2 separate regions of the Homo sapiens genome follow, and region 1 is linked to region 2. The links are chromatin loops, found by intact Hi-C in ENCODE. Cell type or tissue: heart left ventricle. All regions are shown on one strand. Links, peaks and the distances in the headings refer to the core of each region. The heading gives the core; the rest is flanking DNA.

Region 1 (16,600 bases), core at 4,319-12,318, 550 kb after region 2:
GCTCCTTTCAGCCTCAGCGGTCAGAAAATGCTTCCTGGGTTTTTTGGTTTTTTGTTTGTTTGTTTTTGTGACAGGGTCTGTCATCCAGGCTGGAGTGCAGTGGCACTATCACAGCTCACTGCAGCCTTGACCTCCTGGGCTCAAGCGATCCTCCCTCCTCAGCCTCCTGAGTAGCTAGAACTACAGGTACACACAACCATACCCAGCTAATTATTTTTTGTAGAGACGGGGGTCTTGCTATGTTACCTAGGCTGGTCTCAAACTCCTGACCTCCCACCTTGGCCTCTAAAGTGCTGGGATTCAGTCATGAGCCACCATAACTGGCCTCTCTGGATCTAATTTGATGAGATTCAGCACTGCCAAAAAACAGAACTTACAGGTGGGAACGAAACAGTTTCCCTCCTTCAAAGATCATTTTCTCAGCCTAAGTTTGCATCTCTACTCACATACCCTTGCCAGGTATGTGGCTCCAAATAAGTTACTTAACTTCTCCAAGAAACCATTTTCCCATCTATAAAAGAGGAGTGAGAACAATAATCACCTCATAGATTGCTGTGATCATTAGAAGTAATGTAGAGAAAGCATGGAGCAGATCCCTTGCCACATGGCAGGTCCTGGGCCAACGCTTGTCCTTGCCTTTCTTTCTCCTCTTCAGCCTGATCAGCTGCATCAGGGCTGGAGCCTGGTATCCTGGAGCAGGTATGGAGGGAGTGTTACAGCCCAGCCACCCTCATACCTGGATCTTCTTGGCCAGGCACATGACATGCTCATAAGTCTCTAAAGTAAAACAGATCTGAGGCCGGGCACAGTGGCTTATGCCTGTAATCCCAGCAATTTTGGAGGTCGAGGCAGGAGGATCACCTGAGGTCAGGAGTTTGAGACCAACCTGGCCAACATGGTGAAATCCCCCCCTACCCCAAGTCTCTACTAAAAATACAAAAATTAGCCAGGTCTGGTGGCGGCAGGTGCCTGTAATCCCAGCTACTTAGGAGGCTAAGGCAGGAGAATCACTCAAACCTGGGAGACGGAGGTTGCAGTGAGCCAAGATTGTGCCATTGTACTCCAGTCCGGTCAGCAAGAGCAAAATTCCATCTCAAAAAAAAAGAAATGTAAAGCCGATCTGAGTGTCAGCTGTGAATCACTACTGTGTAGGCCAGGTGGACAAAATAAAGCCATTGATTTTTTGGTAACTGCTCTCAAGTCTATCAGTCAGAATAAGGTGGGTTTTGCTGATATAATGAGAAACAATCCCAAATGCCCAAGACTTCAGACAAGAAAGGTTTATTGCTCACTTGTGCTACACGTCATCATAACCGACAGAGCCTCCTTCTTCAGGGACCCAGGCTGAGGGAGGCTCTAATCCTTGTCTCTGCAATGGCTGAGATTACAGAAAGCAAAATGGCCCATCAAACACTAGTTTTTGAGGCTTCTGTCCACACGCTACAGTCCATGACAGGTCACATGTACCTAATTTCAAGGGAGTAGGAAGTTGCAATTTTACCGAGTGCCTGGAAGAACAAGAAATACTCTGAGAACAGCACCCATGAGAACTACCAGGAGTTTGTAGAGACGCTGTGCCACAGCCGAGCTGGAGAGGGGAAATCCCACCTCAGGAGGAAACCATCCCCTTCTGAGCAATGTCAGTGTGGCTGCCCAGCAGGTTCCCTCTCCCCTTTGGGGAAGCACCTCACATTATCCACAGCTTCTCAAACATCTCCCCAAAAGCAGCCCTAACAGTAAAAGGAGAATTCAGAGCACCCGGCAATTTAAGTGCCAAAGAGACCTTCCACTGGTGAGCAATTTCACAAAGCCTTGTTTTACCCTATAGTTCATGTGGATCTGCAGCCTACTCCATTGTGTGTTACTGTGAGTTTTAATATCAAAATCAATGCTTCTGCAAGGTGTGCGGTGCTTGTGTTTTTCCCTCATTGCTAACCCATCACTTCATGTTTCTGGAAAATCTCAGTAACAGATCCCTGACATTCCAAAACATTATTCCTGAAATTTTCACAAATTGCCACAATCCCTAATTCCATCACTTTCTTACTTAGGTTGCTTTTCTTTTTCTAGATAAAAATGCTATCTGCCATTCACTCAGAGCCTCGTGTGTGTCAACAACTTGGCCTGCGTTGCCTCATTCCAGACATACCAGTTTTCCAGGAAAGGGACAGCAGGACTGGGGTCTCTCCTAATGATTAGGAAGTAGAAACTCAGGGAGATTCAATGACTTGTCAAAAGCCACACAGCAAGTAGCAGAGAAGCAATTTGAACCCAGTTCCAAGCAGCTCTGAATCCTTGCCTTTTCCACTGTAATCATATTCCCTCTTAGCTTCAGCTAAGAAATCAAACTCAGGTCTCCATCAACGCAAAAGCGAACCTCAGGCACCAGTTGTTTTCATCATTGGTGCAAGATTTTGGTTCTCTTTCAGGAGCAAGCTTCATCGAAAAATAAAGTTTTACTACTTTGCAAGTAGTGTTACAGGAGTCACTACAAAGCAGGTGCCACACGAAGATAGCCTTGATCACTCACTACAAAGTAGCTCCTTGTCACCCGACAGCCTCATAGCCACTGGGATTCTAATTCACAACTTGGAAAGACACAGACCACTATGGGTCATGGGCCTTTGGGGTTCCTGGTGACGACTCAAATCAGATTGTAAAATACAGAAAGAAGAGTCTCCACCCACCTCAGGGTCTGGATGACAGGAGGAAAGGTCCACTAAGAAGAAAAGCCATGGGTACGAAAGTGGCGCAGTTTCCTTGATGCGCTTAGAGCTAAACTCCAAGGCTCCACAGGCCCATGCTGATCAGCCTCGTGCCCAGTAAACAGGATCCTGAAGGCATTTACCCAGGCCCAGCTGGGAGAAAACATCACAATAGAGAATCAGCTCCACCTGTCAACTCTGGTTTCAAAGACAGCCTTTCCAAACCTTGTTCTCAGTGGCAGAGCCATTATGTTTTACATTATTTAAGAGATGGGTCAAGAATGAAATTGTAAGCATAAAAGTAATGAATGTTACAAAACAAAAAATTAAAAAATACATTTGACAATAGAAAATGCTAAATTCCTATGTGTCGAAAAAAATCCCCAAACAAAATTATAAGGCCAATGACAACCTAAAGGGGAAAACATTTCTAATGTATAGGATAACATGTCAATGACTTCAACACAGGGTCATCATACAAATCAACTTAAAATATATGTCCTTTGTCTGAGGAAGAGAACATTTGCAGAAGGATAAACGGTCAAGAAGTATTTCTAAAATGTTTATCCTTACTGGCAACCAGAAACACAAATTAAATAAAGGTACTGCTTTTTACCTAATTGATCTTTATTTTTTTAAGATAATACTTAGTGCCCTTGAGAGTACCATAATGTAGGCCCTTTCCCTCGGTGCTGTGGGAGAGTAAATTCCAGGAAAGCAATTTAGCAATACATATCAAAAGCCCTACTAATGTTATCTCCTTTGATCCTGTAATTGACTTCTGGGAATCTGTCCTAGGAAAATCATCAGAAATGTGGAGAAAAATTTTTATTCCGGAATATTCACTATAATGTTATTTGTTATAATCGAAAGAAAGAAAGAAAAAGAAAGAAAGAGAAAGAAAGAAAAATGAAACCAACCTAAATGGCAAAAATATAAGTAAAAAGGCAGGGTAGGGTTAAATAAAATATGGTGGGGAGAAATGATAGAGTATTAAAAAGTACCATATTTTCAAGAATTATTTGAATGACATGTGGAAATGTTCAAAATATAGTCAATCAAAAAGACAGACTCTAATACCACTGTTTTAAAAGAAAATATTACTGAAACATATATACACACAGTCATACACTCACTAAAATGCTCATAAAACAGATAAGGAAATAAGCCACTAACAGTGATTGTCTCTGGTGTGTTACGGGTAATTTGTTTTCCTTCTTTATATTTTTCTGTATTTTCCAAATTTTCAAAACTAACATTTATATACATGAATACACACAAACATACTTTTACAATTAAGAAAACACTTTTTGAAAACAATGTGGTAGACTGAAAATTTTGCCACATATTATTTACTTCCCCATATCCATGCCCTTGGGCACTTGGGCAGTGGCACACCACACTGAGCTTGGCCTCTTGACTTGTTTTGGCCAGTGGATTGTGAGCAGTTGTAATGCAAACAAAGGTTTGATGGCACTTACCTGTGGGAGCTTGTCTTAACTTGCTGCTTTTGGAATCCTCCTACCAACCCCTGTGTGAAAGAGCCTGGGCTGATCTGCTGGACGATGACAGATATATGGCCGAGTTCCCTCACTGCCCCAGCCCTAAGCTGACTAACAGAGCTGCCTAGCCAACCAGCAGCTGAACACAGACACAAGAATGATCACAGCTAGATGAGCAGAAAACCACCCAGCTGACCCCAACCCCAAACTGGCAACACACAAATTATAAAATAAATACATTGTTGTTGTTTTAATTCACAACATTTTGGGGGCAGTTTGTTATGCAACAAGAACTAAATTATATAAGGAAAAATGTACTCTAGTAGTAAAGTGGAAAAATCCTGGGTTTCTCCTTTGGGTACATTATTTAACCTGTGACTCCATTCTGTTATCTATAATGTGGGAATAAGACTGCTTGCTTCACTGGGAAGTTGGAAGAATCAAATGAGTTAATGTACATGAAGGCAGCTGACACACAGTAAGGCTAAATAAATATGACATGAATCTGAATTACTCTTGTCAGTAATTATTGGGAAGAAAGAAGCATTTAAAAATCTTAAGAAGAGAGGAATCAAAATATCTCCATCTCCACAGCTTAGGAGTAGGTTAAAAATATGATATTAGTATTTTTAGAATTTTATTATGAACAATGAATAAAGGATAAATCCCTGGGCTAGAATTTGGGGGCTTGAGTTTTATGTCCTGTTATGGACTAAGTGTTGTATTAATTCAAAATTGATATGTTAAAATATAATCCCCAATGTGATAGTATTTAGAAGTGGAGCCTTTGGGATGTAATTAGGTCATGAGGGTGGAAACTTCATGAAAGGGATTAGTGCACGGTATTAGCCCATTTTCATGCTGCTGGTAAAGTCATACCCCAGACAGGGTAATTTATAAAGAAAAAGAGGTTTAATGTACTCACAGCTCCACGTGGCTTGGGAGGCCTCACAATCATAGCAGAAGGTGAAAAGCGTGTCTTACATGGCAGCAGTTAAGAGAGAATGAGAGCTAAGTGAAAGGGGAAACCCATTATAAAACCATCAGATCTCATAAGACTCATTCACTACAAGAACAGTATTGGGGAAACTCCCCCAACGATTCGATTCAGGTATCTCCCACCAGGTCCCTCCCACAACACGTGGGAATTACGAAAGCTACAATTCAAGATAAGATTTGGGTGGAGACACAGCCAAAGCATATCATGCCATTATAAGTGGCCAGAGAACTAATTCACTCTCTTTTCTCCACGTGAGTAACAATGAGAAGTCAGCAGTCCACAACCCAGAAGAGGGCCCTCATCAGAACCCAACTGTGCTGGCGCTTTGATCTCAGACTTTCATCCTCTAGAACTGTGAGAAGTGCACTTTTGTTGAAACCACCCTGTCTATGGTACTTTGTTACAGCAGCCCAAATGGACTAAGACATATCCTACTTCTGCCATTGACTTGGAATATGACATAGGGTGTTTTTCCTATTCCAACTTAATAGGAACTTATTTCCTTAGTGGTGGTCTCTGGGGTCTGAGTCAATTGCCACAGAGCCAGAGAAGAATTGAATGCAGAAGTATTTGAGATCTAAGCTTAAAGCCCAGTCTCCTCCTCTGGATGTTCACATAGTCATGCCCATCTGCTTCTCCTGCCACTCACAGCCCACTCCACCCTATTTGCTCAGCACTCCAGCCAAACGAAACAGCTGGCTATTCTCAGGCAGGAGGCACGACGATTGTACCTTACTTATGCCATCGCCTCTGCTTGGGACACCCTTTTGCACAGTCAGACTCCTACACAGAGCTTCAAGACTTGCCCTGGGAAGACTCTTCTGACCCCTCAGATAAAATAAGTATCTCTTTCTCTCGTGTTCCCACGACCTATTTATCTTAGGTCAGGTTTTCTAGAAGCAAAGGCTAAGACAGGGATCCTTGTGCAAGTGATTTATTAAGGGAGTTCTCCTGGGAGAACCCTTAAGGAGAGGGAAGCAGAATAGGCCAGTGGGAAAAGCCAAGCAAAGATGCAGGCTCAGCTGAAGTCCACGTGGAGGCCGAACAAACCCTCAGAGTCGGCCCACCTGAGGCAAGTTGTGTCTGGCCTTCTGTGCCCCCTGCTATCAGTCAACCACAGCTGGAAGCCATCCCCAGACAAAGGACATGACCTTCCAGGCATTTCCAAAGCAGCACCCGTTACCCAAGACGATTCAAAGGGAAGGGCGCAGCTGTAGGCCGGGTGAGCCATCAGGTAAAAGGGCGCTGGGGGCACCGGCACTGTCACTTATCATCCGCCCCTCACACCTGCGCTTCACAGGCAGTTCACTCCATTAAGCACAGCGTGTTCTGGATTCTGGTTGATCACAATTTCTGGAGAAACATAAAAGAGCAAGGATGTTAGGATGAACTGCCGCCTCCACTGCTGAGTGGGTCCCAAGTTTGTCTCCGAAACTCACCATTTCCCTTTTCCACCAGCGATACAACATTTCCCTCCCCAGCAGCTGGGAGGTCTGCTGAGCTATGTGGATTTTCCTGAGGGAGATGGTACCCAGATCTTCACCTGGGGCAGCGGGGTGCAGGGAGGGTCTAGCCCCCGGGTTTCTTGTTCTTATTAGGCCATAGCTGCGGAACCTTTCCATTTCCTCTTAGAATTGAGTGTGGGAGTGCCGGGGGTGCCCAAGGGATCACCTGATGCCCAACACATTTCCTCCTGCCCCCACTGTGAAGCATTATGAAAGCAGCAGCTCACTGTTTCCTCGTGATGAGCACGGTTCATTACTCTTTTTTGTTTGTTTCTTTCTTTCTTTTTGAGACAGAGTCTTACTCTGTCACCCAGGCTGGAATGCAATGGCGCAATCTTGGCTCACTGCAACCTCCATCTCCCAGGTTCAAGCAATTCTCCTGCCTCAGCCTCCCGAGTAGCTGGGAATACAGGTACCCACCACCACGCCCAGCTAACTTTTTAGTAGAGACGAGGTTTCACTATGTTGGCCAGGCTGGTCTCAAACTCCTGACCTCAGGTGATCCACCTGCCTCGGCCTCCCAAAGTGCTAGGATTGCAGGCATGAGCTACCATACCTGGCTGGGTTCATTACTCCTACCGAGGTAGTAACTCCTTTCCTTGCCCAGTGATCTATTGGCACATGAACCCAAAATGACCGGGCAGCAACTGCAGCTTTACGTTTAGTGGGCTCTTTACTGTATTCCCTGATGGTATTAATAATTATTTCCCCTCCGGGCACCAAGAGCTTTAGATCCTCAGAGCCTAAAATTGCAGAGACAGACACAAATCCCCACGTGATTGCTCGGGGTGATGGGGAGCAGAGCCACTGCTGCTTCCATTTCGGGGTTCCTGGACCCACCCCTTCCATCTATTCTGCAGCAGGGCTCACTCCAGGGACTACACCTGCTCTGTCTTCTCACTCCCCTTTGCGCAGACTTTGAGAGCAGGGTTCATTTGTATTGCTCTGTGTACATACACTCACTCCCACTGCCCTGCATCAGTAAGGCCACTGATGGAGGAGAAAGGTGCTTTCACATGCCACATATGCCACACCTCTGAGTGGTATGGCTCATTTTCCTCAAGCAAAATATCAGGACCATGGTCCTAATACCTAACACCAGGATGATGGGTCAGGATGTTAAATTGGAGCCAACTCAGGATATCTACAAAAGCAAAATGGCTACTCAATTTGGGTAAAGAGCTGGCAAAGTTAAAAAATATCATAAGCAGTCTATATGTGGTCAGGAAGAAGGGGGACACCGAAGACCAGGATATATAAAGGCTCTGATCCTGGCGGAAATTCAACTTTGGAAATTAGGCTCATTTCTCTGCCAGGCCAGGCTCCCCTTATTTGGAAATCAGGGCAGCGAGATTGTCACCTGGGGTCACAGCAATGCACCAGGTCTCTGTCCCAAGGACCACAGTCTGTCCAGGCTCTGGGAGTGGAGGATGGGCTGGGCAGGGTGTGTGTATGGAATGTGCTAGACAATGGCCAGCTCCCTGGCCACAGCCAACCCTGAATATCCTGCCTTGGCCAGAAGGGTCCTGGAGAGGAAGCAGACACCGAACAATTGGGAAAGGTCTAAAAACCGCAGGAGTCGGCTGAATACAGCCAAGAGGCTGCCCAGTGATGCAATTCATGGGAGACAAAAAAAAAGAAAGAAAGAAAAGGAAAAAAAAAAAAAAAAGAAAGAAAAAAGAGCCCTCCAATCCTACCCAGGAGCATTCATCATTCAGCGTGACCTTCCAGGAATCTGCTGACAGACACAAAGTGTTTTGTGTAACTTTCTGCCTGGGACCTGGAATGACTGACGTGTCCCAGAGAAGGGGCGGAAGGGAGCTGGATGGTGGGGAGACTGGGGGAGGCGGGCAGCCTCGGTTCCCTGCAGGGGATTGTTGGGCACCATCTGCTGGTGGCAAGGGGAACGACACCCCACCTCTGACCCAACAAAGGAAAGCAATGTCTTGGGAAGCAAGTACTGAGGGAGGGCGTCGGGGAGAGGAACACAAACACACTTCTCACCTGCTGAGCCAGAGGCTTCCACAGGTACCTTCTGGTTAGGAAAGAGTTGCTATGCCCATCTTACAGATGGGAAACTGAGGTTCAGGGAGGTGATTAATTTCACCAAGGGTAAGAATGGACGAATTTGTTGCCATTGAATAACCATTCCTTGTTCTGAACTCATTCACAGAGGCTGGAATAGTTCCTGGAACATAAATGCTGGCTGAGTGAATGGCTGAATATGGCTTGAGAAGTAACTTGTGTTTTTGTACTATGCCTGTCTGAACCCAACAAAATAGGAAAAAGTCAATGCAAACCGAGAGTGGTGGCTGCGATTGCAGATGGCTCTCCGGAAACGCCCAGTGCATGACATCCTCCCCGCCTCCTGTTTCATCTGACAAGATTACAAACTACTTCAAAGCCTAGGGTAGGTTTTACTCCTTGTTGACCTCAACCTAGCATTTAGCTGTCCTGGAGGGGCCACAGAAGGAAGAAAGACGATGGAGCTGCATAGGCAGGCACCAGATTTCAAAGAGTCTCAAACCGGTGCAAGGTGACAGGTGACAGGCTACCACTGAAGTTCTGAAGAACCCTTTGCTATTGTGACAGCTTTTCGCCAGCCACCCAGTTGTTTCATGTCTCAGTGGAGGACCCTTATCTTCTCAAAGGTCTAGTGATATTCAGGTACATCAAGCCTTTTCATGCTGAATTCTACCAACATGTCCATCCATCCCGTCCTAATCCCACCCCCCGACACACACACACACACACACACACACACACACATCCTTCCCCCAAACACAGAAACATACCTACACACCAACACTCCTACACACAGGCAAAAACTTCACCAGTCATCAACTGTTACACAGTAAACATCAACATCTCTAAACGCTGAGATAGGTAACATCTTTGAATCCTTGCAATTAATTCCTCCATTATCCATTATTCCTCCATTCTCTCTGACTGGGATGAACATCGCCCTCGGGCAAACTCCCGTTCAACCGTCAAGGCCTATATCCAACATCACCCCACTCTTTGAAACCTTTCCCTACCCCATCACCATTTAGTGTTCCCTTCTCTGACTACCCGGGGAATATGTTTGGAGTTGACAATAACACTTAAAGCATTGTCTTCATGTGTGCATGCTGTTGATGTAAGTAGTAAGAGTTCATTGAATGAATAAATGAACAAATGAACACAGTTTCTTAAAATCCTCTAAGAAAAAGAAAAGGAATTGAGCCAGCTGGAAAGGGAACCTGGCCATCACCAGCCGCTGCAATTCTAGCTTTGGACCCAGGCAGCTCTCAGCCCCTTGGCCTGACCTGGCACCTTTCCACAGATGTGACTGACTGCCCTTCTCAATGTGGGAGGGAAAAGGGAGGCCCCTAACTAATGGAGGGAAATGCACAACTAGTCATCGAGAAAAATTACCTTCAAAAAACAGCAGCATGTCAGAAGCTTTGAGAGCTGAAAGTTTCAACATCCAGCAAATCTCCCCAGACACTTTTAGGCCAGCATTGAACACTCATTTCTTGTTCTCAGGCTCTGACCTGTCTTGGTATTTACCTAGAAAAGATGACTTCCAGACTGCCTGAGAGACATGCACCGTGACTATTGATTAAATGAATGATTTTTAGATGAGAGCATGAAAATAGCCAAAAACCAGTAGTCAATCCACTCATCCAAGATTTTCAGCCTTGTCCCGAGCCCCTAAGTTCTGGATTGGAATGATCCCTCCAGGAAGAAGAAGGACACCAACATTTACTGAGCATCTACTATGCCTCTGCCACTGTAGCTGCACAGCTCGGCTTCAGGGTAGATGTTATCCTTTCCTGACAGATTAGGAAAGAAGCTCAGAGAGGTGAAGTAATGTGCCCAAGGGTACTCAGCTTGTCTGTGGGGCAGCAGGGCTCACTCCGAGGGCATCGAGGCCAGTGCCCTGCCCACTCCACAGCCTCTCCCTGCACACTGAGGGGGCTAGAGACCAGGTAGGAGAGACTACTCACTTCCTTGGGTTATTTTTCTCTAAATTACCCCTTCTCGACTCCTCATCCCATGTGGGAATGATATCAACTCTGAAAAGGGTTTGAGAGAAACTTCTATCTACTGAGAGAGAAACAGCAGAAAGGACAGCAGAACTGGAACCCATTGTTATTCATTCAACAGGCACGTGTGCTGCAAGCCCACTGTGGGCCAGGTGTGGACCGGTGGAGAGTTGATGCAAGGCCTGCCTCCAGCGGGGCTCTGCCCATCCCATCCTTGGCACAGCATGGGAGAACCAACACAGCCCACTCCTTAACTGGGGAACATAATACTAACTAAGCTTGCAACTAGACATGCCACCAGATTTAAGTAGAGCTTGGCAAAGGCAGAAAAGCCAGAAGATCGTATCTTGCTGGCTGTGAAACTAAGTTTCAGGCTAGCAAACCCTTGCTCAGCCTTCCAGAACAGTATTACCATGAAGCGTTCAGAAACACTCATTGCAAAAGCCAAAAATCACCTTATTTGGGGAACATAGAGGCAAGGAAAAATGCTGAGTGTGGATCTTATAGAGAGAATAACTGGCACATCCAAACAGCAAGACCTTCCCTCTGGGAGAGCAGAATCCCCATCAGCAGCAGAGATATTTGCACCTTTATTTCCCATTTATTTATTCATTAACAAAAATGCATAGAGTGACTACCAGGTCCCAGGCCCTGTCCTAGGCACTGGAGCTGCAGCAGGGACAAAATGGACCAAATGTCTCAGCCACACATGGCTCACATGCCAGTGGGAGAAGACAGGTAAAACCAGGAAGTAAATCCTAAGCAACTCAGGAAGACAATAAGCCCCATGGGGAAGCTGTAGTACAGCAGGCAAAAGGGCCAAGAAGTGCAGGTGGCTCTGTGCAGCACTCAGAGAGTACACCCATGGGAGAGACATGCTTCTGGTCCCCTTTGAGGAGCTGCTGAATAGTACCTGAGTCAGAGCCATTTATAAAAGCAGTGGCAGATGCAAGATGCCCTCATGGAAATCTGCACAAGGGTTCAAGAGTCAGAGAAAGAGACCCCATATTCTTCCTGGATGGATAAAGGAAGGCTTCCTGGAGGAGGTGGCTTGTGAACCAATGTTGGCCAGCAGACCTGGGGCACTGGCTCATTTCAGCCCACAGTCAAAGGCATAAGTGCACATGAGCAGATGTCAGTCCCCGGCAGCATTGTCTAGCCTAGTGTGCTAGTTTGCTAGGGCTCCTGTAACAAATATCACAAGCTAGGTGGCCTAAAACAACAGAGATTTATTTACGTCCTCACAGTTCACATCCAACATCAAGGTGTTGGCAGGGTTGGTTCCTTCCAAGGCCTCTGATATGGTTGGGCTGTGTCCCCACCCAGATCTCATCTTGAATTGTAACTCCCACAATTCTCACGTGTCATGGAAGGAACCCAGTTCCATAGGGGCAGGTCTTTCCCATGCTGTTCTCATGATAGTGAATAAGTCTCATGAGATCTGATAGGTTTAAAAATGGGAGTTTTGCTGCACAAGCTCTCTCTGCCTGCTGCCATCCATGTAAGATGTGACTTGCTCCTCCTTGCCTTCCGCCATGATTCTGAAGCCACCCCAGCCAAGTGGAACTGTAAGTTCATTAAACACTTTTTTTTTTTTTTTTGAGATGGAGTCTCTGTCGCCCAGGCTGGAGTGCAGTGGTGTGATCTTGGCTCACTGCAGCTTCCACCTCCCAGGTTCAAGAGATTCTCCTGCATCAGCCTGTTGAGTAGCTGGGATTATAGGCATGCACCACCATGCATGGCTAATTTTTTTGCTGTTGTTGTATTTTTAGCAGAGATGGTGTTTCACCATGTCCTCCAGGCTGGTCTTGAACTGCTGACCTCAAGTGATCCACCTTCCTTGGCCTCCCAAAGTGCTGGGATTACAGGCACAATTACTGGGATCCACCACACCCAGCCTAAACCAATTTCTTCCCAGTCTTGGGTATATCTTTATCAGCAGCATAAAAACAGACTAATACAGCCTCTCTCCTTGGTGTGCCAATGGCTCAGACAGCCACCTTCTCCATGTCCCCACGTGGCCACCCCTCTTGCTCACATCCTGGTCGCCCTGTGTGTCCCAATTTCTTCCTCTTCCAAGTCATGGGTCAGATGGGATTAAGACCCACCCTAAAGTCCTTCTTTTAGTTTAATCACCTTTTTTTAAGGCCTTATCCCCAAATGCACTCACATTCTGTGAGGCTGAGGGTTAAGGCTTCTACCCGTGGATTTTGCAGGGACACAGTTCAGCCCGTACATAACAACTAGCTCGCCAAGAAATAAGTGCCTGCTCTGGGTCACACGCTTTCTCTGCAGCGAGGTGTGTTCCAGTGAAGTGTGTGAATTGGTGCACCCGGGACCATGAACTCCACCTTATCCTACAGCCCCTCCCTCAGTGGCTGCTGCACTCTCCCCCCTTGTTGGTGCATGGTCACCCTCGACTATAGACTTCTCCAGGGTTCCCACCAGGAGCACAGCAAAGCTTCTCTGTATCATCTTTTATCTCAACACAAACAATGCACCTCCCACTCCACAGCCTTGGCCCAAAGGGCATGGTCAGGAAAGATAGGCCAACCACCATCCTGCTCCACTTCCCTCTCTTCTCTTTCTCATGTGCTTCTGGACATGAAGGGGCAGACTTTCAGCTTCCTCATCCCCTCTGGAAGGAACTTCCTCTAAGCAGAGGTCCCCAGCCCCTGAGCCACAGACTGGTAACAGTCTGCAGCCTGTTAGGAACCAGGCCGCACAGCAGGAGGTGAGTAGCAGGCAAGGGAGCATTACTGCCTGAACTCCACCTCTTGTCAGATCAGCAGCAGCATTAGATTCTCATAGGAGCACAAACTCTAGTGTGAACTGTGCATGCAAAGGATCTAGGTTGCATACTCCTTATGAAAATCTAATCCCTGATGATCTGAGGTGGAACAGTTTCATCCTGAAACCATACCCTCAACCCCTGGTCCATGGAAAAATTGTCTTCCACGAAACCAGTGCCTGGTACCAAAAATATTGGGGAGCGCTGCTCTAAAGCATATTCTCCTGCCTCCCCAGGCTCCAAGCCTCTGCTTTACTGAGGCAGGCACAGTCTATCTACACTGTGGAGACCCCAGGCCTGAGGTAGCCATGGAGGGCTTCATCATAGGAACAACAGGATGGCTTGGATCAAAGGATTACCAAGGATGAAAACAGAGTGACTTAATGTTCCAAAAATATTATTCGTATAATAATCATAATATTTAATATCTAGTGATCCCATATATGCTCGAGGCAGAGAGCAAAGTGCTTTCCATCTTACCTCATGACATGGTTTGAATGTTCGTCCCCTCCAAATCTCATGTTGAGGTGGAATTCTCAGTGTTGGAGGTGGGGCCTATGGGAAGTGATTGGATCATGGGGGTGGATTCCCTCATGCACGGCTTGGGCCATCCCCTTGGTGATGAGTGAGTTCTCGCTCTGAGTTCATATGAGATCTGGTCGTTAAAAAGTACGTGGCTCCCTCCTGGCTCTCTTGCTCCCTTGTTTGCCATGTGACATGCCTGCTCCCCCTTCACCTTCTGCCATAATCTTAAGCTTCTTGAGGCCTCCCCAGAAGCAGATGCTGGTGCTGTGCCCCCTGTATGGCCTGCAGAGCCATGAGCCAAATAAACCTCTTTTCTTTATAAATTACCCAGCCTCAGGTATTCCTTTACAGCAATGCAAAATGGACTAAGACATCTCATTTAATGAAACAACGTCATGAGTGCCACTTTACAGAAGAGGAAATGCAGCCACTGGGGTAAAATGCCATGCCCAGGTCCACACGTCTAGAAAGTGATAGAGAAGCCAGCACATTCTGACTCCAGCACACGTGCACCTCATCACCGCAGTTACTGCTCACAAGTACCTGGAAGCGAGACATGCAGCGCAGTAGTCCAAAGTGATTGTCCCTGTTCCTTGCAGAGGCCAGGAGGGATAATAACATCACACTTCAGTCCTAGAAGTCCCAACCTCCCAGGCCAGCCCTGATTCTCACCCCTTCTGGTGCACATGCCCTAGAGTGATTCAAGCCCCAAACCCGCTTCCTCCCAACCTCCATTCTCTCACAGCCACCTTCCGACCACCTATCATTCACCCTGCTCCTTGAATACTGTGGCCCACTGTGTTCCTGCCCAACTCTGCTCCTGCCACTACACATGATGACATCGAAGTCCCTAAGGATGACCCACTCAGTGCCCTCTGTGCTGGTGTCTGTCCTGCTCACTGTGAACCACCTTTGTCCCATCAACCTTGGTAATCCATGCCCAAGGGTACATCCTGGACTCTATACGTGACAAGGACTGCACCACTTCTGACCTCTCAACTTCAAATGGCCCCTAACTGTCCACCATATCCTTGCTTCCTCTAAATCCCTGGCCCTGGTATTCCCCATGGAATGGGGTGTCATGCTTCAGTGAGGCCAAACCTCTGAGCTCCCTATGTTCCCAGAGGTGGTCCCACCCCCCTGCCCCGTGTTTCTGCCCCTTTGGACCCAGGTGTGCTTCTCTGGTCCCTCACCACAGCCACCCCATTGCTGTCCCTCCATCGAACTGTCCCCTGGATAAGCCCCAGTCCTGGTTAAATACAACCAATCACCCTGTCCCTGCCTATCCAGGTCACTGAATATTGCTGAAGAAAGTCCACACAACAAAACTTATTGGTTCACTCTAATCCCACTACCACAAATCTCAGATGGGCACTCAACCCTGCCCAGCAGTCCTGTAATATCATTTCCCCTCTCTAACACAGCTGTTTAATTCTTTTCTTCTCCCCCACATAAGTCCCTTAACCCCTCAATTCTCATGGGGGACGCTACCAGAAACACATTCACCTTCCCACGTCTTCCCTCCTGTTACAACGGCAGCGTCCTGCTCCTATCCAAGGTGGGGCCCTCCTTTATACTGAAGAATGCCACCTGTTGCCTTCTCAAGCACTCTGCTCCCCTCGAATCTCCTCTCTTCCCTCCTTCCTCAAGCTCTCCCTTTCTCCTGGGTCATTACCTCCAGCAACACACAAGTTCCCATTGCTCCTGTCTTCAGAGAGAGAGCTAGAGAAAAAATCTGGATAAAGAGTCCATGGGCCTTAACTGTATGATTCTTTCAACTTTTCTATAACTTTCAACCTTTCCAAATAAAAAGTGGAAATACATGACAATGGAAAAAATGTTAAGAAATCTTACCATGGGTTTCACACTGGATCCTCTTTGATATGTATGAGACATTCCAGTAAACTTTTAAATTGCTTTTAAAAAAATCCCCTTCACCTCCTCCCCTTCCGTGTATTCTTCTTCATGGCAGAATTCCTCAAAATGTCATCCACATTCACTGCTTCTACTTCCTCACTTGCATTCTGCTGAAACTGTTCTTATCAAGATTCTAACGACTTCCTGGATTTCAAGTCTAATGGCCTCATCTCCCCAACTGCCTAGCAGGTATTGCAGATTTAACATGTTTACAGCGAACTTCAATGGGCTCTTGTCTTAGTTGTCCTGCCACCGCTATTTCGCTAGTTCAACCCAAGAATGCAGGAGGCATCCCTGATTTCTCCCTTTCCTTTAAGCCTCATATTGAAACAATTAAAAAATCCCCATGGTTCTACCTCTACAGCATTTCTTTTTGAGATGGGTTCTTGCTCTGTTGCCCAGGCTGGAGTGCAGTGGTGGCATGATCACAGCTCATGGCAGCCTCAACCTCCTGGGCTCAAGCGATCCTCTCACCTCAGCCTCCTGAGTAGCATGCACCACCACGTCTGGCTAATTTTTTTTTTAATTTGTTTGTGTAGAGACAAGGTCTCTCTACCTCACCCAGGCTGGTTTCGAACTCCTGGCCTCAAGCAATCCTCCCGCCTCGGCCTCTTAAAGTGCTGG
Region 2 (16,600 bases), core at 3,990-11,989:
TCCCCCTAAAAGTCATATGTTGAAGTCCCAAGCTCTAGGACCTCAGAATGTGAAGTTATTTGGAAATAGGGTGATTGCATATGTAATTAGTTAGTAAAGATGAAGTCATCCTGGCACAGGCTGGACCCGTAATCTAATATGACTGGTGTCCTTACAAGAAAAGGAAAACTTGGACCCAGAATGCACACAGGGAGAACACCATGTGAAGATAAAGACAGGGACTGGGGTGATGAGTCTGTAAGCCAAAAAATGACCAAGATTCCCAGAAAACCCCCAGAGGCTAAGGGAGAGGCCTGGAACAGATTCTCCCTCACGGCCCCCCAAGGGAACAAACTCTGCTAACACCTTGATCTTGGACCTCTGGCTTCCAGAACTGTGAGAAAATAAATTTCTGTTGTTTCATCCACCCAATTTGTGGTATTTTGTTATGGAAGCCCTAGCAAACTAACACACTGGGTGTGTTTTCAACCTTTCTAAGAGTTAGAGGTTATTAGAGGTAGAAGGTGCATTTAGAAATCATTCAGTGAAATCATTTCGTGATCTATAATATAAGGGAAGTGATATCTAGAAAGCTCCCCATGTCCTTGAAGGTGAGAAGCCATCTAGAAGCCTGAAGTCCTGGTAACCAAGAAGATGGTGTATGTATTTTTCTGAAATCGAAGAGTTCCCCAATCCCCCTGGCAGGACACGCAACAGGGGTGTGGCTCACCTGTTTGGTCACCCTGCTGCTCAAGCTCCTTGCAGGAGGGGGAGCACACAGATGGGCAGATGCAGAGGCTGGGGCGAGCACTTTGGGCTCCAGCTCCAGAGTAGTGTCTAGGGATGGGTGCCGCAACCCCAGTGTTACAAAGCTCTTTTAGCCTTGTTGTCCACAGATGGCTTGAGTGTTAACTAGCTCAATGGACTCTGCTTTTATGCAAAGGCAGAAAGCCAGCGTGACAGCTTTCTGTATCCCAAGCTCTTGTCCAGCATCCTGGAAAAATTGGGTCACACAAGGGTTTGAAGGATGAATGTGAGGTTTTATTAAGTGGTGGAGGTGGCTTTCCTGCAAGATGGATGGGGAGCTGGAAGGTGGGGATGGAGTGGGAAGGTGATCTTCCCCTGGAGTCAGCCACCCAGTGGCTGGATTCCTCTCTAACTGCCCCCAGCCAAACTCCTCTTGGCATTTCAGATGTTCCTCCTCTCTTTCTCTGCTGCGTCTTTCCGTCATTCCACTGTTCATCTGCGGGTCTGTTGGCCTGCTGGTCTGCTTCTGGAGTCTGGGGTTTGGGGTTTATATGGGTGCAGGATAGGAGGCATGGCTGGCCAAAAGGCAGCTTTTGGGTGTGAAAACAGGAATGCCTGTCCTCATTTAGGGCTGCGGGTCTTTAGTCTTGAGGGTGGGGCCTTTGCCGGGGAACCACGGTCTTCTACCCAGTAGTTCCCTGTCTCCTATCTGTATCATTTCTTTACATCCCATGCTTCTTTGCTAAGAGACGCATGGGGAAAGGGTGAAGTTATTTAATATAAAAGTGCCATCAGCCCAGAAGGACCCAGACTTCCAAGATCACCTCCTGCTCAGTTCACTAATGCACCTGCCTCCTGCCCACACCCTCCAAGTACACATGCTCTGATCTATGGTTCAGACACACCCAGGACACTGGCCAGGCCAATGCCTGCCCTTCTGTGAGGCCTTGAAGTATGACGCTTTTCAGAGAAATAGAAGTTATGGCTAGAATCCTTCTCCCTCAGATTCACTGATGACTCTTTCATCTTTTCAGTCAGTCTTTGCTAAAATATCACTGTTTATCCCTTTCTTATCCTGCGCTATTTCTTTCTAAATACTATTTCTAATATACCATGCAATTCACCTATTTATTATATGTATTGTGTGGACTACTAAAAGGTAGTTTCCAGAAAGTCAGGGATCTTTTTCTGATTTGTTCACTGATGTATCCCAAATACCTAGAATAATAGTGCCTGCCATATATTGAGCTTTTAATATTTTCTTTTATTGTCCAACAATGATAGACTCGATTAAGAAAATGTGGCACATATGCAGCATGGAATACTACGCAGCCGTAAAAAAATGATGAGTTCATGTCCTTTGTAGGGACGTGGATGAAGCTGGAAACCATCATTCTCAGCAAACTATTGCAAGGACAAAAAACCAAATACCGCATGTTCTCACTCATAGGCGGGAATTGAACAATGAGAACATATGGACACAGGAAGGGGAACATCACACACCGGGGCCTGTTGTGGGGTGGGGGGAGTGGGGAGGGATAGCGTTAGGAGATATACCTAATGTTAAATGACGAGTTAATGGGTGCAGCACACCAACATGGCACATGTATACATATATAACTAACCTGCACGTTGTGCACATGTAACCTAAAACTTAAAGTATAATAAAAAAAATATATTTTCTTTTATTAAAAGGATGCACAAATATTTTGAAAATGCTTATTTGAATACTTCCAATATTACTACTGAATTTATTGCTCTGTTGTTTTGAGAAACACCCTGATACCAGAGGTCTTAGAGACAGAGGGGACCACTTGAGTCTGTCCACCTTGAATTTTGGTCTAGGGTCCTGGGTTATAACCCAGAGCTGTTTTAATTGAGTGAAGCACCAAAAGAAGTTGAAAGGAAAAGTATTGGTAGAGAAAATTCAGTTTTAGAATTTAGCTGGTGATAACCTCTTTTGTGTTATTTGAAAATGTGCTTATGGTTGTATCTTTTAAACTTATTATATTTAGGCTATGGTAACAAAAAGAATTAAATAAACAGATCAGCCAGGCGCGGTGTCTCACACCTGTAATCCTAGCACTTTGGGAGGCCGAGGCGGGTGGATCACCTGAGGTCGGGAGTTCGAGACCAGCCTGACCAACATGGAGAAACCTTGTCTCTACTAAAAATACAAAGTTAGCTGGGCGTGGTAGCACATGCCTGCAATCCCAGCTACTCGGGAGGCTGAGGCAGGAGAATCGCTTGAACCCGGGAGGCGGAGATTGCGGTAAGCCGAGATGGCACCATTGCACTCCAGCCTGGGCGACAATGGCAAAACTCCATCTCAAAAAATAAAAATAAATAAAGAAATAAAGAAACAGATCTAAATATCTAGTAGAGCTACATTGGTCAATAAGGTAGCAACTAGTCACACGTGGCTGTTTAAATGGAAACGAATTAAAAGTGAATTAAAAGTTAGAAATTTAGTTTCTCAGTCACATTAGCCTCATTTTAATTGTTCGATAGTCACATGTGGCTAGTTGCTGGCAGGTTTGACAGAGCAGATGTAGAACATTCCCATCATCGCAAACAGAAAAGCTCCAGATGTGTTTCTTAGCATCTGGATGTTTTGCACCATAAAATGAAGGCATCAGAATGAGTGATGGCAGTTTTCACTCTTCCTTGGGTCATGTGACACACTGATTGAATTGATTTAGGCTAAGTTGACTCTGCTGGGCTCTGTGTTTTCTTTCTTTCATAATGATTTAACAGGTCTGTTACCAACAGGAACTATTAGAGTGTGTTTTAGCCACGTTGTGCTATTAGTTATTCAGATTCTGAGATTTCTCAGTCCATAGACAGTAGAAACAGTTTAGGCAAAGGGACGGATGAATGAATTGTTTGGGTGAGTTCAGGGATACACAGTTTAGAATGATGGAGATGCAGGGTCTGTGCAGGATAGTGCTTACGTAGTGAGCAATGGAAAGAAAGTCACTCAGCTATAAACTCCTTGAGGTTGGCAGCTACAGCTGATAGATATTTATATTCTCACTACTTAGCATAATACATACTAGACTCTTCATATATGTGTGTTGTTGTTGTTAAATTAATTAAGCAACCAACCACCTAACACATCAGCCAACCAAGTAATAAATGACAGATAAACAAGGGCCAGATGCAAAGCTATTCTTTAGTAATAAATAAACCCCAAATTCCAGGGATTTTCTACTACAAAAGTCTGCTTGTTTATTTAATTGTACTGTCTAAAATAGGTCAGGGTAGAGATCATGTTCTACATGGCCATTCAGGGACCCGGGCTGTTGCATGATCTGCCAACTCTTAGATACAACATCCTGACAAGTAGCCTGCAAGGTTACCAAGGTAAAGGAGAAATGGAGGCAGTATACTGGTTCTCAGCTCTCTCAGCCCAGAAGTGATGGGAGTCACTTCTACTCAACGTTCGTTGGCAATAACGCCATTCCCTGCAAGGGAGACTCGGAAATGACAGGGAACAACAAAGTTTGGTTAGCACTGTGTCTATCACACTAGATCACACAGGAACAGGACAAGAGGCTTCAACTTGACCCACTAGTGGCTTTCCAGCTATTTTGTTAAACAACAGAATCCATTCTTCAAATTAAATATAATACACAAATAAAGCAGAAATAGAGCTTTTCTGGTTGAAATGGGGGCACAGAGAGAAAGATCCACAACCTGCTTACTCAACGAACCCTCCCACACCATCTCTGTACCTTACACATTCCTCCAAGGAATCCAGAACTCCTCAAAGCACAGAGCTAGGACCACTACCATAAACTATCCATTGGCCCTGGAGACTGTAAGCAGGAAAGTAACACAACCACAGTTTCCCTTTACAAAGATAACCTTGCCACAGTTGTGTGAGGGTGGCAGGAAGCGGTGGATTGGACTGTAGGCATACAGTACATGTGTCAAGATGAGAGGCTGGAACAGGTTCCCAGGCTGCTGGGGTCATTCCAGATGAGAGGATGAAGGCCTGAACCATGTCACAATGGGACTCAGTGGTATGCCTTCCCAATTTCTTCTAGTTCAGAATTCTGACTGTTTCTCAGTCTGATCTAGCTTCGCCTTTATATAGGTTGAAGTTATTCCAACTTTCCTTGTAATACTGACCTAGGCCTATTACAGGAGTTCGCAAATTGTTTCTACAAAGGGCCAGGAAGTACATATTCCAGGCTTGCAAACCATTTGGTGTCTACAGAAACTACTCCACTCTGCTGTTGCAGAGCAAAAGCCAGCTGTATGACAATATGCAAACAAATGGGCATGGCTGTGTTCCAATAAAACTTTATTTATCAACACTGAAATTTGAATTTCATGTAATTCCCACGTCATGAAACCTTATTTTTTAAAAAATTTGTTTTCAGTCATTTAAAACCATGAAAAAACAGTCTTGGCTAATAGTCTAGCCTTAGCTAATAGGTCATATAAAGGCAGGCTATGGGCCAGATTTGGCCTGTGGTGAGTATTATGCTGACCTCTGGTCTATTATGTTGAGTGATTATATCTATTATTAGGAATAGGATTTATATTCATAGAGATGGTTTTCTTTTTCTTTTCTATTTTAAAATGGCATACATTATAATGAAATGAAAATAAAGGTATGAAACTAATGCTTTCCATAGAACATAGAATTCAGAGTTTAAAAAAAAAACAGAAACAAACAAATCTCTGGAAATTATTGCCAGTCAATGATTTAGTCAATGTGAGTGTATTTTAATTTTATACCACCCCCCAGCACAGTTTAGAGCAAAGTCACACAATTAAAATAAATAAAGCAATATAAAACAAGGCTGGAAGGCCCTTCTGTTCCTGGATTCCTTCTTGCCTCTGTGATAGAAACCCAGAAATAAAGATGCTCTTCCTCAGGGCACCACCCGCTAAGGAGGCCACCAGTTAATGTGCGAATTACCAGAATCATCAAACTGATAGAAAATTTGGCCTTCTGAAGGCAAAGAAAACAATTTTGTGAAATGTTCCCTTCCCAGAAGTCATCCTATCCCTTAAATTACACTGAACAAACATACCAACTAAAGCACCTGATGAAATTATTTGCTCTTAAAACATTTTCTTCCCCATTTTTAAAGTAATGCAGGCTTATTTTAAATAATCTGTAAAGTGACCTAAAGGTACAATGATGAGAGTAAATGTCACCCCAAATCTCAGAACCCAGAGACAACCATGTAAACCAGAGGGCATTTCTTTAACATGATGAGTATCATTCTGAATCTACATATTTTCAGCCTGTTATTTTTGTTGTTGCTATTGTTGTTTGTTTGTTTGAGATGGAGGTTCCCTGTTGTTGCCCAGGCTGGAGTGTAATGGTGCAATCTCGGATCGCTGCAACCTCCGCCTCCCAGGTTCAAGTGATTCTCCTGTCTCAGCCTCCTAGGTAGCTGGGACTACAGGTGCACACCACCATGCCTGGCAATTTTTTTTTTTTTTTTTTGTATTTTTAGTTAGTTAGAGACGGGGCTTCACCATGTTGGCCAGGGTGGCCTCAAACTCCTGATCTCAGGTGATCTGCCCACCTCAGCCTCCCAAAGTGCTGGGATCACAGCAGTGAGCCACACAATGTTTGGCCTGTTTTGTTTTTTGTTTTTAACTCAGCATTATACTCTGAACATTTTCCCACATCATTAAAGAGCCCTTGGACTTTTTTTTCATTGACCACATAATTTTGAACAGATATATTTTTATTTAATTAACTGATGTAATGGAAATGACCTTTCATTAAGGATCATGCTTTCAGCCAACAAATATTTGCTGCACGTCTGCTTGATGCCAGACACTGGCTTAGACACCAAGGGCTGACATGAGCACATGGTCTCTGTTCTCATGGAGCTGACATCATAAGCATCTTTTATGTGTAAACCCCACGCTAGATCCCTGTGGTGCTGAAATGAATAAAGCCCAGTCTCTGCTCCCTGGGAACTCTCGGTTAGGGAGGGAGACAGGCAGTTGAACCTACAACAATTACCCGACATTGTGATATGAAGAATGAGGCCCTGCACGTACAAAGATGGAGGGAATGCATCTATGGGGGAGGGGCAGGAGGGAGGGCAGAACCTCTGCAGAACAAACGCTTAGTTTTAACATCATTATTTCGACAGATGTTGGTTCTAGTCCAAAGTATCTATACACCGACCATGCTGTGACTAATTAATGTCACTCTGCCCAAGTGAGTCTGGCCTAGTTAGTCACTTAAAGAGAACTTAGCATTGACGACTTACTGAGTTACCAGAGCAATGAAGATACAGATTCTCCCATCAGAAGACATAGGGAAGTAGCAGCATTGTCCAGTGGAAAATACTTTCGGTCAGGATCTAACTGCCTTAAACCCTGGTCTCAGTCCAGCCCCTGACCTGCTCTAGGAAGTGTCCAGGAGAATTGTCATAGCTAATCCCCATAGCACCTTCCTCACAGTGGAGGTAATGGCATCCATAATCCCTAAGATACAGCCAATGTTTTCTATGGTCAGTCATGTCGGCAGATCAGGCTCTCCTCCGGAGAAGGTGCCGGCTCTGCCTAGGACAGAAGAGATTCTCTCTAACTGTGTGTTTAATTAATTAGCATAATCTTCACCCAGATCCCTGTCTGTAAATTTCTTTATTATTATTATTGCTGCTGTTGTCATACGATATATGTTCTCAGTGCAATCTCGGTTTTCATTAACCCAGTACACTGGTTCCACACTCTGCCAATTGCCAACACAGAGGACGTCCTAACCCACATGGCTGTTAACTCATGTCTCTTTCATTGTGTATTTTTCTGGCTAAGTTTTTGGACCCAAAAACAGTCAGTTTTGCTGTAACATTTGTTTTGAAACTCTGCACTTCTTTCGGTGTAATCAGTATATTAGGAAACAGTTTGAGCACAATGTAAATATATCTTTGCAATGAATTATTTCATCTGCTAGAAACTGCATACGGCTGACCCCGGGGTTCCTAGGAATATGCAAAACACACACACACCTCCATGCCTCTACCGGCTACCGCAGATCACTGGGTGTGTTATGAGCCACACCCATTCACATCTGGTTTTAGAACTTTCTCTCTGATTTCTGATCAACCCCAGTCTCCACTTCACAGGGACTCCCAAGCTGCCCCCTGCTGGCACCCACTTCCACAAGCAAACTCCAGGTCTTCTGCAAGGAAAATGCCATGTTTATTCTGGTATCTAAGTATATCTTAACCATTTAACACGCGCACAACTCCACTACTGTTTTTATTAGATGACTTTCTTTGTGATTGTGTGTCATTGATCAAGTTTTTTAGTGTTGTAACCCCATTTTTTCCATAAGTCTTGTGTTTTTTCTGGCATACTTTCCCGCAGTGCTGTAATTTATAGAAACACATATGTTGTGTTAGAGCAGACCTTACCGTAGAGGACTTTGTGTTCTCCCCTTACTATTTTATCTTGCTGGACTTGCCATTGAGATCGATCATGCTATTTTTATAACGTTGGATCAAGTGTTCCAAACAAGTGTTTTATTCTAATTTTACAGGTGAATTATCTGAGGCTTAAGGACAGTAAAGTCTAGCTTAACTCTTCATGAGTGAGTGGTACAATAAGATGATAATTACCTTGTGTTTCTTGATCCAGGGGAAGCAGCATGTTGCTGTATAAAGAGGGTGGTCTTTGGATGGGGCACATCTAGATTTGAATTTCAGCTTCATAAAATCTTTCAATGTGAGTGCCTTCAGTAAACTACTCAGATCTCCAAACCTCATTCTCCTTGAGTATAAACATCAGGAAGTTGACATTCACTTCTGAGAAGTACTCTGGAAATTAAGCCACAAAATGTAAGGAAAATGTGAATCTAATGCCTTGGGCAAGGCAGACATATTTGCTCTTTCCTCTTTCCTTTGTATAATAATACCAGATTGCATAATTCAGGGTTATCCAGAGAAACAGAACCAATAGAAGGCACATATGTATGTGTGTATATATACATATACATACACACACACACATATATACACACACACATACACACACATATATGTGTGTGTGTATGTGTATATACGTATGAATACACACATTCATTATATATATGTGTCTATATATATGTATGTATACACACAGACATGTCATATTTATAATGGGAATTGGTTCACACAATTATGAAGGCCAAGAAGTCCCACCATCTGCCATCTGCAAGCTGGAGAACCAAGAAAGATGGTGATGTAATTTAGTTCAGATAAGAAGGCCGAGAACCAGAAGTGCCAAAGTCTGAGGATGGGAAGAGATGACTGTCCCAACTCACACACAGTGAACTGACCTTTCTTCTGCCTTTTTGTTTTGTTAAGGTCCTCAACACGTTAGCTGGTACCAACCTACACTGGTGAGAGTGGGTCTTCTTCACTCAGTCTACTGATTCAAATGCTGACCTCTTCTGGAAATACCCTCACAGACACACCCAGCAGTAATGTTTTACCTGCCCAGCTATCTGGGCAGTTCTTAGCCCAGTCAAGTTGACACATTAAAATTAACACACAGGTAAATGTTATTGGGCACTTATTTTAACATAAGTGCCTACTAGCTTATTGGGCACTGAAGAAACTGTTCTAAGCACTTCTGTATATTAACTAATTTAACCTTGATAACAACCCTATTCAGAAGAGTTCATTAGTATTCGTTTTTCACAGATGAGTAAATGCATGCACAGAAAGGTCAGGTGATTTGCTTAAGGTCAAGTAGCTAGTGTGCCAGTTATTAAGTTATGGACTCTCAGCTCTAAACCCACCCTTCTGTACGCTGCTTTGTGGAGCTGGGGACGAGGTTCAGAAAAGCACATTTTTGCCTTGCCAACTGGATTCCCATTATGCTCTACAAGGCTGGAGGGACGTGGCCCTTTCTGTTTGTTGCTTGCCTCACTTTCCATGCATGTGCTATTCCCCCATTAATGCTTGTTCTCCCTGCCAGGAGCAATTTTTTCCAGCTGCAGTAGCTGAACCCACTTTACAGTTTTTTTCACCACTTGCAGGACAAGCTCAATCGTATGCCCCCAAAGCAACACCAGCCGGCCAGCCGTCTTCTCAGAGGTCTCTGTTTTTGTTCCAAGGGGCCCTCTACTAAGGTTCAAAGATTTAACCAACTCACACTCATTTTGTTCCCTCAGTCGTAGGGGCTGTCATGTGTCCTGCAGTTGCTACCTCTGTGATACCTTTGAGATTTCTTCTTACACTTTCAGTTACCTAATTAACAACTTTATACCTCTTTAACAATAATTCCTATTAAATTCTCTCTGATGATTGAAATAGTCTGTGGGCTCTGCATCTTGGCGGCCCCCTGACCAATGCATCTGGGAAGAGGCAGAAACAGAACACTATACCAGCAGCTGTGTGCAGGAGTAGACCATTATTATATACAGCCTCTCAGCTATTATTACATAATTACATATCCATACACAGCAGCTATTATCTTTGTGTGTCTGTTTGATTGATTTTTTTGACACAGGGTCTCACTCTATCACCCCGGCTGTAGTGCAGTGGCAAGATCATGGCTCCCTGCAGCCTTGACCTCCCAGGATCGGGTAATCCTCTCACCTCAGCCTCTCAAGTAGCTAAGACTAGAGGTATGTGCCACCATACCCAGCTAATTGCAGTAGTTATTATCTTTAGTACAAACTGACTTATGACGTAGCTGGCCAATGTTGTACTGTCAGCTCTGATGTTCTAGAGTTACAAGAAGCTAAGTACTTCAAACTTCCATGGGACCTGACTTCTAGGGACCAGTGGAAACTGACCACTAGCCTCTTCTTGTGGCCCACTGACCACTAAACGAAAGAGAAAAGAGGCAAGGAAAGCTAATAGACAGAAGATGTCCATATTTGACCCACTGAAGTTTTCTCTGGAATTCTGCACTTCCACATAGAGTAAAGGACAGAGTATTCTCCCTGGAATCTGCTAGTCCATAGCCTTGTAGAATGTCTGAGTTGGAAAGGACCCCAGAAAGCACTCAATTCAAAGCTCCCATTTTAAAAATGAGTACATTGAGGCCCAAAGAAAAGGGCTAGCCCCAAATCACACAGTGAGTTAGTGCTGGTGCCCAGACCAGAACACAGGTCTCCTGATTCCTGATCTTTCCATGGGTAAGCTTCTATGCTTTTCCTAGAGATCATGGTCACTTCTCTGAAATCTGACCTCTGCAGATAAGAATTCCCTTGCTTCTCCCTCATTCCTGTTCCTAGAAACCTGGAGAAATGGGAGTAGGAGAGGTTTTTTCCTCTGGTCTCATTCTTTATGGCTTCTGCCTCCTCTCAGGGCTGTAAGGTAACGACGATGAAGTGAGTGAGTGAGTTTGGCAAGGGCAGGGTGCGATCCCATCTTTACTTACAATGTTGATATTTTCTTCACCATTGGATATTTTTACAAAAATTCTGATTTTTAAAATATTGCACTAAAATATTATTTATCAGGACCGCTGAGTGTTTTGGTGCCTCTTTATATTTTGCTCCCCTGGTGAGTGCCTTTCTGGTCACCTCCTTGACCTGTCCCACCCTCCGTTCCTGCCCTTTGACTACATCCCCAGTCAGGTCAGTTTTTGCCACTTTGTAACCATTTTCTGACGCATGGTCCCCTTTCTGTAATACCGGAAGCATTCCTACTGATAACACAGATGATGAGTAACATGAACAACGACCACCCAGGGCCAGCTGATAGAGATTCAAGATAAAACAGGGGAATTCCTGACTTTGATGAAATGGATGCTGTGGTGCAGTGGAGCAGCATAGGCTTTGAAGTCAGAGGCACTGGGGTTTCAGTCCTGATCACACCACTTAGCAGCTGTGTGAGGAGCAGTGACTGATTGTCTGTGATCTGAAAGCAGTGGATACCCAGACATGAGCAGAGCCTACTTCCTGTTCCTACAGCAGGCACAATCCAGATGGAGGACATTGTTTGTTTCTCTGGGCCTTGTTTTCTGTAACTGAAAGTGAAAATAGCATCATCTCACAGTGAGGATTAAATATGATTCTTTACATGAAATTGCCTAGCATAATGTGGGTGCCCAGTTAAAATGTGCCTCTGCACAAGTAAATACAATCTTCACTGGAAAATTCTTGTTGACAGGAGCCATCACAATGCATACTCTTTCACTATTGAGATCCATCTTCATACAGCTACTTTTCCTAATTTAAGAAGACCCAGAAAAAAAAATTACTGAAAACTTTTCAATGGATGCCTCAATATTTAAAACAATTAAGGAGGAAGACACATTTCTTTCAGCTGCACTCAAGTCCTTCAGATTTTCATGTAGCAATTTTCATTCCAATGCCCCTGGTCCTTTGAATTTGCATTTTTACAGCAGAATCTTTGTGCTTCCTCACACCTTTCTACCACTGAACTTAGTCTTCATCCTTTAGTTCAACAATGGCCTTGAGTATGCCTTCTCATAAAGGGGTCAAGAATGACCTGAGGCCAGGTGCGGGTGGCTCATGCCTATAATCCAAGCATTTTGGGAGGCTGAGGTGGGAGGATCACTTGACTACAGGAGCTCAATACCAGCCTGGGTAACATAAAAAGACTCTGTCTCTACATTAAAAAAAAATTATCAGGGCATGGTGGCATGTGCCTGTAGTCCCAGCTACTCAGGAGGCTAAGGTGGAAGGATCACTTGAACCCCTGAGGTCAAAGCTGCAGTGAACTATGATCATTCCACTGCACTCAGACTGGGCAATAGGGTGAGATCAAGTCTCAAAAAAAAAAAAAAAAGAAGAATGTGAGAGCTATTTTGCACACTTCTGGTGTTGTGATTGCAGTATTTATCTGAAAATAATGTGGGAGCAACCTCTCCTAACACATTATGGTAGGTAGAATTCTGAGATGACCTCCAATAAGTCATGCCCTTTCATAATTTCTGGTTCCTGAGTGCAGGTGGAAACTGTGATTACTTCTAACCAATAAAATATGACAAATTGAGGATAGCCACTCCCATGATCATGATATGTCACATAAGACTCCATCATAGCAAGCTGAAATGAGAGATTCTCTTCCTGGCCTTGAGTACATGAGTTACTACGTTATGAGAAGGCCTGCAAGAGGGTCAGGTGTCTGGGAACTCTGGGTGGCCTGTACTTGTTGACAACAGCCCTGTCTGACAGCCACCAAGAAGCAAGAACCTCAGTCCTACAGCCACAAGGAACTGAATTCTTCCAACTATATGAACTTGGACAAAAAGACTCTAAGCTCTAGAAGAAATGCAGCTCAGATAGTCACTTGATTCCAGCTTTAGGAGATCCTGATCATAGGCCTAGCTAAGCTTTACTGGCTTTGGACACATGGAAACTAGGAGATAACAAACTTACATTGTTTCAAGGCACTAAGTTTATGGAAATTTGTTACACAGCAATAGAAAATTATTAATAAGTGCTCACTTTGGCAGCACATACACTAAAATTGGAATGATACAGAGATTAGCTTGGCCCCTGTGCAAGGATGACACACAAATTCGTGAAGTACTCCATATGTTTTTTGCAATCTACCCATCTGACAAAGGTCCAATATCCAGAATTTACAAGACAAACAATTTTACAGGAAAAAGCAAACAACCCCAACAAAAAGTGGGCAAAGGATATGAACAAACACTTCTCAAAAGAAGACATTTACGTGCCCAACAAACATGAGAAAAAGCTCAACATCATTGATCATCAGAGAAATGCAAATCAAAACCACAATGTGACACCATCTCATGCCAGTCAGAATGGCGATTATTAAAAAGTCAGGAAACAATAGACGCTAGTGAGGCTGTGGAGAAATAGGAACACTTTCACACGCTGTTGGTGGGAATGTAAATTAGTTCAATCATTCCGGAAGACAGTGTGGCGATTCCTCAAGGATCTAGAATCAGAAATACCATTTGACCTAGCAGTCCTATTACTGCGTATATACCCAAAGAAATATAAATCATTCTACTCTAAAGATACATGCACACATATGTTTATTGCAGCACTATTTACAATAGCAAAGACATGGACTCAACCCAAATGCCGGTCAATGATAGACTGGATAAAGAAAATGTGGTACATATACACCGTGGAAATCTATGCAGCCATAGAAAGGAATGAGATCATGTACTTTGCAGGGACACAGATGAAGCTGGAAGCCATCATCCTCAGCAAACTAATACAGGAATAGAAAACCAAACACTGCATGTTCTCACTCATAATTGGGAGTTGAACAATGAGAATACATGGACACAGAGAGGGGAACAACACATACCAGGGCCTGTTGGGGGTTGGAGGTGAGGAGAAGGAACTTAGAGCCTGGGTCAATAGGTCCAGCAAACCACCATGGCACACGTATACCTATGTAACAAACCTGCACATTCTGCACATGTATTCCATTTTTTTAGAAGAAATTAAAAAAATATAAAAGAAAATTATTAATAATACACGCAACTGGTTTACTTGAGAAGTCTGAAGTAGGGAAGCTAATTCTACATGTTTTCTTGGTACTCTCCTCTCCACATAGAAGGTGACACTAAGGGTAGACCATTGAGTCTGGGTTTGAAATTTCATTTATTCCTCAGCCCAATATTTCATATAGAATTGAATCCTCTTGCATGACCTGCTCTGTGTTCCCTTCAGTGGCTTGATTGCCTCACATCAGTTTTGTTAAGGAATGAGTGAAGCATTTCCTCCAAGTGTCTATGCAGTAATTTTGATCTAGGGGATAAGCATAGAATTCAATGGGATCTAAACATGTGATGGACTTTGAGGGAGCTGATTCCTGTATAACTTTAATCAGAAACCCTATGGAGTGAACTACAGTTAGCTTTCATTTACAACTTTTGCAAACATCAGAGACAAGGCTAATCAGAACATTCTCAAGACACATCATAAACAAATTGTAGCCATTTGTGGAACAGATCAGTTATGTATTCATCAACGGTACCAGGAGACTCTATAGAACGGCATCAGGGAAAGTCTGCAGACATCTGCCTCCCATCAGCCAGACACGTACACACGCATGCTAGCTTATCCCACCTCACAGCACAACAGTGACACCTTGATTGCAGGTTTAACTTTAGTCACTTTTTCTATATAACAAACTACCCCAAAACTCCATAGTTTAAAACAGCAATAATTTACTTTTTCTGATCATGGTGTAGATTGATTATGTGGCTCTTGTGTTCCATACAGTGTCTTGATCTTTTCAGGCTGCTATAACAAAACATTTTAAACTGGGTAACTTATAATACCAGAAATTTATTTCTTAGAACACTAGAGGCTGGGAAGTCCAAGATCATAGTACCAGTAGATTTGGTGTCTAGTGAGGGCTCCCCCTCTGCTTCACAGATGGCGCCTTCATACTGTGTCCTCACATGGTGAAAGGGGCAAGACAGCTCAGAGACTTATTTTATAACAGCATGAATCTCATTTGGCCTAATCACCTTCCAAAGACCTCACATCTTTATACGATCATGTTAGGGATTAGGTTTTAATATATGAATTTTGAGGGAAACACAAACATTTACAACATAGCACACAGTGGCATCTGCTATGGCCATTCAAGTGGTTTTGCATTCATTTGGTGGCTGGTTTCTCTCAGCTGTCTGGGGCTTTGGGGCTAACTGTCAGCTAGGGCATCTCTATTGTCCATGTGAACCCTCTCCCCTTATGGTTTCTCATCCTCACAGCTTTCTTCACGTAACCTCTCTTCTGCAGGATGGCTTGGATTTTCTTTGCAAGACAGCTGGTTGTCAAGAAGGCAAAAGAACCATCTTCCATAACTCTAAAAGGCTAAGCCTGGAAGACCACATGGTCATTTCTGCCATTTTTATATTAGTTACAACAAGTCATCAGCCAGTCAAGACTCGAGAAAAGAGGAAACTGACTCCACCCTTGATAAGAACAGTAAGATGTATGTCCAAGGAGGGGTAGAATTCTTTATGGCCATCTGTGATGACTTTCCAGAGTATTCATTTGTGAGTTTCTCCATGAGATGATTCTTATAGTTTATCTTTGATTTTAATTTTTCTATTGCTTACTAAGAGTGGTATTTAAATTGGTAAATAATTAATTTTAAGTTATATTTCATGATTTATGTAATTTATATAATGCATCTCCCACCCATATACAATCCTACAGAATACTACTGATGTGTTTCTAGGGCAGTTTTTAGACACTGATCTCACAAGTTTTAGGTTATGCCCTGATCTCCTTAAGTTTCCTTTAATATTTCATTATTGCTCTGTTACTCATAACGTTATGATCAAAGAAATAGGTCTATATTGTCTGTGGAGTAAAACTTGAGCCTCCACCCTGAGCCTTTGGCCTTTGAGATCAGTTAATGGACTATAAGATGCTCTAAGGGACACAGAGTTAGGATGGGTCCAGTGAGACAAGCCTGGTTCTGAATTCAAGTTCCATGATATCAATTCATCTTCTCTTAAAATAGTTGCATAGCTTTAAAAATATTTTTATCTTAAATATAGGGACAATAACTTCTACTTTATAATTTACCAAATAATATATGCAGAAGACTTGAAATTAGTGATAGCACCGTTGTTTATATTTCACAAATATATCTTTGTTCACTGAGATAGTTCTCACTGAGAAGGAAATTTCAGTATTACCTGGGAAAGTAACTATTTTCAGTAAAAATACATGCCTGCTACCATACCCGATTCTCTCCTAGAACTTCTCATCTTTCATATTAGAGGATTTGAATTTTATGCTATTAATGTAGAGATGATTCTGAGATGTAGCATGCTCCCAACTGAAAGCCCTTTCCTTACCAACCATTGGTATACTGCTTTATAGTATGAACATTTTCCAGCTCTCCCATTTAAACTTAAATGAAATACAAGCCGAAAAAGCATAGGGAACATCATTTCCATTGTA

Evidence for each region. Peaks named below come from ENCODE experiments on the same cell type or tissue, not always from the same donor. Only the 100,000 strongest peaks of a DNase experiment are listed, where the experiment ranks them.
Region 1: a loop joins it to region 2, with 2.9 times the contacts of the local background. A loop is called at or near these places in 11 of 110 quality-filtered maps.

The regions. Positions count from the first base shown.
Region 1 is chr2:11,855,810-11,872,409 of GRCh38, reverse strand. LOC105373430 (a long non-coding RNA gene) reads right to left here. Exons shown (of 5, transcript XR_922803.3): 5 at 6,126-6,560. Among named protein-coding and RNA genes, the nearest start is that of MIR4262, 27 kb to the right of the region's middle. RefSeq lists enhancers at 1,486-1,555, 8,878-8,927, 11,494-11,593 and a silencer at 8,558-8,607. In heart left ventricle, for the core only: a CTCF peak has its summit at 8,613 (motif pointing left); DNase peaks (open chromatin) are centred at 8,169 and 8,569; H3K27ac peaks cover 1,053 bases.
Region 2 is chr2:12,408,023-12,424,622 of GRCh38, reverse strand. The region is part of intron 4 of MIR3681HG (MIR3681 host gene); the gene reads right to left. It also overlaps the pseudogene RNU6-843P. Among named protein-coding and RNA genes, the nearest start is that of MIR3681, 220 kb to the right of the region's middle. RefSeq lists an enhancer at 11,708-11,757. In heart left ventricle, for the core only: a CTCF peak has its summit at 7,855 (motif pointing left); a DNase peak (open chromatin) is centred at 7,842.